Linked DNA regions of Homo sapiens: region 2 is linked to region 1. A link is an interaction called in ENCODE POLR2A ChIA-PET data of the cell type or tissue named here. Cell type or tissue: PC-9. All regions are shown on one strand.

Evidence for each region. Peaks named below come from ENCODE experiments on the same cell type or tissue, not always from the same donor. Only the 100,000 strongest peaks of a DNase experiment are listed, where the experiment ranks them.
Region 2: POLR2A ChIA-PET joins it to region 1 with 5 read pairs; 1 of 35 experiments calls an interaction of 5 or more read pairs at or near these places.

What each region holds. Positions count from the first base shown.
Region 1 is chr20:34,943,952-34,947,951 of GRCh38, forward strand. GSS (glutathione synthetase) reads right to left here. Exons shown (of 13, transcript NM_000178.4): 3 at 2,002-2,147. Among named protein-coding and RNA genes, the nearest start is that of GSS, 9.9 kb to the right of the region's middle. In PC-9, no CTCF peak of the experiment used is centred here; DNase peaks (open chromatin) are centred at 60, 420 and 1,840; H3K27ac peaks cover 3,588 bases.
Region 2 is chr20:35,514,813-35,518,812 of GRCh38, forward strand. CEP250 (centrosomal protein 250) reads left to right here. Exons shown (of 35, transcript NM_007186.6): 35 at 1-4,000. Among named protein-coding and RNA genes, the nearest start is that of C20orf173, 13 kb to the right of the region's middle. In PC-9, no CTCF peak of the experiment used is centred here; DNase peaks (open chromatin) are centred at 1,249 and 1,649; H3K27ac peaks cover 2,676 bases.

The sequences.
Region 1 (4,000 bases):
AGATTCAGGGTGGATTCTGCACACCTGCTCAAGCCTGAATCACCTTGTTACAGAAACGTCACAGCAGACCAGTGGGGGGAAGCCAAGTAGCCCAGGCCTGCCCTGAAGTTCCTCTGCTCCTCAGCCAGCTCTCTCCCAAGGGTGAGCTCTCTCATGCCAGCCCTTGGTTAGGAGGAGAGTCCCAGCTGGGCTTCAGCCTCCAAGGAAGTTGAGACACACTTTCCTTTTTCTGAAGAGGTGCTCCCCTTCATGTTTTGTAGGGGGCTCTTCTCCCTTAGGAACTAGGGTTTATATGTGTATGAGAGGAGAGAGGAACAGAGAAGGCAGGGGTTGCAAAGATGAGCTGCAAGTCTCCTTCATAATTGCATCATTAGGGTTATAAGCCAGGCTGCTCATGTTTCCCACAATCCAGGATTGCAGGTACAAAGCTGGGCCCATTCCAAGAAACAGCTCAGGGGCAAGGTGGTGGGCAGATTCATACATTCATGACTCATTGGGTTTTTGGCTACAAGTCAATGGTTTCCAAGCTTCTTACCATTATGACCCCTTCTCATATTCACCCACACATTTTTAAAAGATTTTGTCTCCAACAAAAGTCTAATTTCTGTTGAAAAATTAATCAAAGACATGCAATTACAGGTTGGATATCCCTTATCCGAAATGCTTGGGACCAGAAGTCTTTCGGATTTTGGAAGATTTGCATATACGTAATGAGACATCTTGGGGATGGGACTCAAGTCTAAACACAAAATTCATTTGTTTCATATACACCTTATACTCATAGCCTGAAGATTATTTTATACAATATTTTAATTAATTTTGTGCATGAAACAAACTTTTGACTGTGTTTTGACTGCACCTGTCACATGACATCAGGCGTGGCGTTTTCCACTGGTAGAGTCATGTGGTGTTCAACAAGTTTTGAATTTTGGAGCATTTCAGCTTTTGGATTTTTGGATTAGGGATGCTCAACCTGTACAGTATATACACATCTAGCATGTATATGTAAATACATAATATTTCTAGATATTTAATTCTACAATGAATATATATACATATATATATGTATTATTATTTCTTTTTTTTTGAGATGGAGTCTCGCTCTGTCGCCCAGGCTGGAGTACAGTGTCGTGATCTTGGCTTACTGCAGCCTCTGCCTCCTGGGTTCAAGCGATTCTCCTGCCTCAGCCTCCCAAGTAGCTGGGATTATAGGCACCCGCCACCACACCCAGCTAATTTTTTTATATTTTTAGTAGAGACGGGGTTTCACCATGTTGGCCAGGCTGGTCTCAAACTCCTGACCTTAAGTGATCCACCCACCTCGGCCTCCCAAAGTGCTGGGATTACAGGCCTGAGCCACCGCGCCCAGCCTATATATATTTAATTCTAAAATAAATAAAGAAATTTTAAGAAATTGCCCCAGAATCTGAAGAAAAAAAAAAAAAGATCAAGGGAAAGAGACAGAGAAGGGCGGATGGGCTGAACCATTTCAGAGGTTGCTTCCTCATGCCCTGAGTGTGGCCCAGTCTGTACCCCATCCCATCCAAAGATGAGAGGCCTGAGGTGACAAGAAAGTGTCGCTGCTTAGGAGAAGTAGAAAATCTGACTTTAACCCAATAACCTTCCCTACCTCTGTTTTCCTCCAAAACCAGGCTGACTTCCCCTAATTCCAAATGGAAATATCAGTCTTCAAAGTAGGGTGTCACGGATTACAGAATGTCAACAATAAAGGGATCTTGGATTTAAGCCAGTCTCTTCATTTTTCAGATGAAGAAACCTTAGGCCCAGAGAAGGAAAGGGAGTGGCTTGAGGCCATATAAATAACTGGTCGAGCCAGGATTAGAAGCCAGCTTTCCTGACTCCTATGACTTTTTGTTCTTTGGAGGTACCTTTCCTCTATCCCACCAAGTCAGCTGACACAGTAACACCTCACGGCTCTGCAATCTTCCAGTTCCTTGGCTCTGGCAGCTCCTGGCCCCCCAATGCTTCACTGTCCCCTACCTGGAAAGAGTTTGCTCCAGGAAGGCAGCGTTCTGGCTGACAGCATCCACTAGCAGGTTGAAGTCCATCTGCACAGCATAGGCTTGCTCCAGCAGGGCACTGGGGACCAGTGAGGGGAAGAGCGTGAATGGGGCATAGCTCACCACCTGTGATCAAGAAGAGAGAATGGGACAGGGGTAGGGCACCTGTGAACGGGTTGTCTTCCTGCAAATGGAATCCCATGGAAAGTCTGGCCTATATTTACTGAGGACACACCAACTGTAGATTAGTGGTTACCTTGGGAGAGTGGAAGGGGGAGAGTGGAACCCAGAGAGCTTCCAGATTCTGTGATAGTTTATCTCTACGTATTGAAGAGAGAGAAGCAAAAAAGCAAAATGCAAATAACAAAAAGAAACCCACAAGTTATTGAGCACTTACTATGTGCAAGGTACTATTTTAAATACTTTACATAGATTCATCATTCAGCCCTGTGAGGAAGATACTATTATTATCCACACTTAACAGAGACGGGACCTGAGAAAGAGAGGTTAACAGATCCAAAATTATATTCAGCTAGGAACTGGTGCTGGGATTTGAACCAGAACAGTTAACAGATCCAAAATTATATTCAGCTAGTAACGGGGTGCTGGGATTTGAACCAGGATGGTTACTAAACACAACACACACATACATACATGGAAGCCTGCTCCTTGCTGGTTGATGTTCAAGCCCAGGCCCTTCCATGCATCAGGAGCTCACACTCCAGTTTCCTTGCCTTTTGATTTTGATTTGGTTACTGGGTAGGACAAGTGAACTCTGGTTCCCTTAGTAGAAGCCAGGAGTGTTTTTTCCACCAATGTTAGTGATGGTGACTCAGGTTAACAGGCCTAGAGTTCAGCTGCATTCCGCATTCTTTGGACTTTATCATAGACGAGAAACCCAAATACCATCAAGGACACTGATTCTAGAAGGGAAAAGTGCATTCTGAGATCCCTGCCAACAACTGAACTAGAACTTGGGTAAGAGATGAAAAGAAAATCTTGTGACTTGTATTATAAAGCATTCCTGAGTTTAACCTTTGAGTTAATATCAGTTTGTCATTATGGTGGTATAAGTTTACGGTGTTAGAACTTGGTATTTAGATATTTATTTTTAAAGTACTATTTTTTTTTTTGAGGTAGAGTCTCACTCTGTTGCCCAGGCTGGAGTGCAGTGGTACAATCTCGGCTCACTGCAACCTCCATCTCCTGGGTTCAAGCAATTCTCCTGCCTCAGCCTCCCAAGTAGCTGAGACTACAGGTGTGTGCCACCACACCCAGGTAATTTTTGTATTTTTAGTAGAGATGGGGTTTCACTGTGTTGTCCAGGCTGGTCTCAAACACCTGGCCTCAAGTGATCTGCCTGCCTCAGCCTCCCAAAGTGTTGGGATTACAGGCATGAGCCACCATGCCCAGCCAAAATATTATTATTTTTTTAACAGGTAATACAAATACATGATACAAAATTCAAAAGAGACATAAGAATATATAGTGAGAAGTATGTCTCACTCTCATTCCAGTCTCCTGGGGAAAAGACTGGGCCCCAGCCACCCAGTTCTCCTCCCCAGAGGCAAATGACAGACTAGTGTCTCACACATCCTTCCAGTCATCTTTGTATTGATATATATGTATACACATATATTTTCTCTTTTTTTCACCCCCATAGCAAACTATACTACATTGTGCTTTTTAAATATTTCCTTATATGTTCAAATAGAGCATTTTCATTATTTTTAATTGCTGTATATTATTCTACTCTTAGGATATACCATAATTTATTGAATCTAGTATATAGGTGGTTTCTTTATTTTCCTATTACCATTAATGTTTCAATGGGTATCCTAGAATATACATTCTAGATATTTTCATATATGAGAAAGTCCATACATTCTAAATTTCTAAAAGTAAAAATATCAAGTAATTCAGGTAAATCTATTTTAAATTTTGGTAGATAATTTCTAAATTACCCTTCTCAGCATCTT
Region 2 (4,000 bases), 570 kb after region 1:
GCAGTCCACACTAGGTCTGGAGGCTTCGACACCCACAGCATGTGGGTGTTCTCATGCAGGCCATGAGTATTCGGGGTGCTTTAAGTGCAGGGGAGTTCTGTTGTCCACGTTATTCTTAAAGCCCAGAATAGGCCCTGTTTTATTCTACAGAGATAGGAAGGCACTGGGGCTCACAGAGTGGTGCTGCTTCCCACCCTCACCCTTCTGCCCCCACCTGAGCACAGTGTGGTGCTCAGTGATGGTTATCCTATATTCCAAATACGCATGGCCCAGGACTGGCAGAGTCGGAGCTCGGGGTCTAGCTGTGACCTGGGGATCGGTTGGAGTAGCTTCTTGACCAGCCGGAATTGGGTTAGGTGTCCTAGCATTGGTGCCTATGGAGAAGAACACAGACTGTTTATCACTCACCCCTGGTTCCAGTACCAAGGAAAGGCTGGAGCCATTGCAACTGGAGGCCCAGCGGAGGAAGGGATCAAGAAGAGGATGCAGCCCAGAGCCCAGGACCGAGCATCCACCGGCCTCTGGAGATGGCGTGGTCTCCAGTTGCATCGGGGCTTCAGGGCCCATCTGAAGTGCTGATCAAACCAGGCAGACACACCATGCTGGTGAAGGCAGGCTTTGTAGATGCGGGGCTGAATTGAGCAGCCACAGAACCTCTGCAGCTCTGGGGCCAGTGGCAGAACTTCTAGAAGTACCTGTGGGGTGGGAAACCCCAGCCACAAAAGCAGTGAGCTGACTTCCAGGCCTGAGGCTTTGCCTGCAGGCCTCATCTCAGCCCATGGGACAGATTCCTGGTTTTTTTAGTTTGGCCTTGGGGTAGATGATACCTTCAGCTGTCCACCCTGCAATACCTCACCTCCTGCCTTCTGACCCAGTACTCTGCAGAGCGGGGGAATGGGGCCAGGGGACAGGGGCAGGGAAGAGGAAGAAGCAAGAGCTGCCAGTGTGCTCCAAACCAAGAGAGCCCTCCACATGATTCTGGGCACAGCTGAGGAGGAGTGCAAGCTCAACTCTGCTCACCACACTTAAGAAGCAGGCAAGGGAGGATGAAGGGCAAAAACATGGGGTCCTGAGGCCCTTTTACTCCCTCTACCCTGCTGGAGGTGAGGATGAGAGGTGAGACTTCGTTGGACTGTGCTCCTGGCCAGTTGATCTCACCCAACTCATTACATCAGTAGCCTGGTCACAGGGTGGACACTCTGACCTCTTCTTAGCCTTTCATTGGCAATACTACCAGCTCTATATATGCCCTTATAGGGCCTGAACCTTGGCTCAGGTGGATGGGCTTGGAGGTAAAATAATTGAATGGGTCAGGGGTAGGAGGAGAGATGAGTCTCTGCCAAGGCTGTGTGATGTGTCATCTGAGAGAGTGGGTAACCCCTATTCCCAGCACATGGCCATTTATTTAGAGCCAGGGAGGGGGACGAGAATTCATATTCAAATGTGATTCTTTCTTAATTACTACCAGTTGTTCAGGTGAGGGAATCAGGGAAGGCCAGATTAATAATCCACACATTGCCCTTGCACCTCCTGTCTTGGTTTCCTATCAAAACCTCTCCCGTATCTATGAACATTCCAGCCCTGCAGGTCAGATTGCTGGCCAGGAGTAGTCTCACATTCTAGCTGACTGATGGCCTCGGCTTCTGCTGTTGTATGTGGTTTGATGATTCATGCTGGAGCCTTTGGCTATAACTCTCTTCCCTGTATAAGGGCCATCTGAAGTTTGTCTGCCTGACTCCATTACCTGGTGAATGAGATTGGCTAGCTGCTGCTCCTGCCCCAGCTATTCAGTCATTTGGCAAATACTCATTTAAACAAAGCTCCACAGGGATCTCTGAGAAGGAGCTCACCTCTAGGCACACAGAACCTGGACACAGATGAAAGTTTGCAGAATGACCCAGTTGTGCAGAAGAGACCCACTGGCTGCTCTCAGTGAGGCCAGGGAGAGTCAAACAGAGCATCTTGGACAAAGAGAGGGCTTGAAGGCCCTTTCAAAGTGTCAAGCCAGTTGGATGCACGGGTTGTGTGGAGTCCAGGGGTACATCCAGAAGCAATGGCAGGTGTTATCCATTCATTCAGGTTAGACCTCTGAGCAGACGGCAGAAACGTCAGCCACAGGTGAGCATAAGCTCAAACCCCCCCATTGAAGGCTACATTCTTGTCCCACAGGGCAGAGCACATGGCAAGTGGCATGCTGACTCAGACACCGGGCACTGAGAAAAGTGGGAAGCCATGGTCACAGACTCTACATTCCCCTCTCCTGTTGGCCTCCATCCCTTCCTCAACCGTCCGCAGAACACCTCCTTCCAGCACCTTAGCTCCTGCCTCCCTCTGGACCTATTCAGTCCTCAAGGGTGCCCTGCTAAAGGCTGGGCTGAAAGCTAAGAGGAGAGGTGGCATTCAATGTGTCCTGTGTCCTCCCTGGGGTTGATTAAGGGGTCGATGCCCAATAGAGTCCTTCATCTTGGTGTTCAGCCCAGGGTCCAGCTGCCAAGGGAAGGCTTGGCAATCAAGGGTGATGGAGATAAGAATGAAAAGGGGCACCACCCTGTGCCAAAGCTGGCATGTTGTATATCTGAGAGAGGAGCTGCCTATTCACAGTGTAGGGTTGTCAAGCTGGAGGCAGGGAGAGAAAAGCAAGAGCTTTTTGGTTCCTCTTGAGGATAGAATCTATAGGAAAATGTAAGAGGGTTAAAAATAAATTTCCCATGCATCCAAACTTTTTTCTTTGGTAGACTTTCTTGTCATCTATTTAAAATGAAACAAGTGCATGTACGTGGTTAAGACATTTTAGCTAGGAATGATGGTGCGTGCCTGTAGTCCCAGCTACTTGGGAGGCTGAGGCAGGAGGATCGCTTGAACCTGGAAGGTCAAGGCTGCAGTGAGCCGAGATCATACCACTGCACTCCAGCCTGAGTGATAAAAGTGAGACCCTGTCTCAAAAAAAAAAAAAAAATTAAAGAAGTTAAACAGTGCCGGGCTTGGGGGCTCACGCCTGTAATCCCAGCACTTTGGGAGGCCCAGGCAGGCAGATTGCTTGGGCTCAGGAATTCAAGACCATCCTAAGCGAAAAAATATAAAAATTAGCTCAGTGTGATGATGTGCCTGTAGTCCCAGCTACTCGGGAGGCTGAGGTGGGAGGATCACCTGAGCCCAGGGAGGTCAAGGTTGCAGTGAACCATGATCATGTCACTGCACTCACTCCAGCCTGGGCAACAGAGCAAGACTGTCTCAAAAAAAAAAAAAAAGGAAATTAAATAAAAAGAAGATAGCAGTTTCCCACCTCATTCTTCTCAAACTCCTCTTCAGAGGCAGCGGGTTTTGTTTTTTTTTTAACTATGTTTTTCTACTGGCTCACTTTATTCCTCTAAAATAGTAACTTGTCTATGTGGTGCCATAACGGGTCCAGTATCTGGACACGAGGCCGCACTACCTACACCTTTGGGGATTCTCGGATCCTGACTCTGAGCTACCTCATTCCTAGACACCTGGTGCACCACAATGTGTCAGGGATGTCGGTTTATGTGGGATATTTGCATTTTGTTAGGTTGTGTGTGGTAGTTGAGCAGCCAAGGGGGTAGCATGCGGTGGATATTTGTTTTAGATACACAGTAACTGGAAACTCATTTACTGAGGCTATTTGGTTACCCTGAACTACTGTTTCTACCAAAAAGGCAGGATAAATGCTCCCTCAACACACACCTTTAATTACCAATTTTCAGAGTAAGGGGTTGAGGTAATAGCCACCGCCAGTTTTCCCTTTCTCTTTGAGTATCATTATGAGCTCAAAGTTTTTTATATATTCACTATGATTCAATCATGACAGTTGCTATTTTTGATGCTCAAATTGCCGCAAATCTAATGTCCAAGTGTTCTTGTACTTGTCTAGGCCTAGAATCTTTTAGTGAAGAAAAAGTATTTAGAAGACAAAAATCAGGCTGAGTGCAGTGGCTCACGCCTGTAATCCTAGCACTTGTGGGAGGCTGAGGCAGGCGGATTG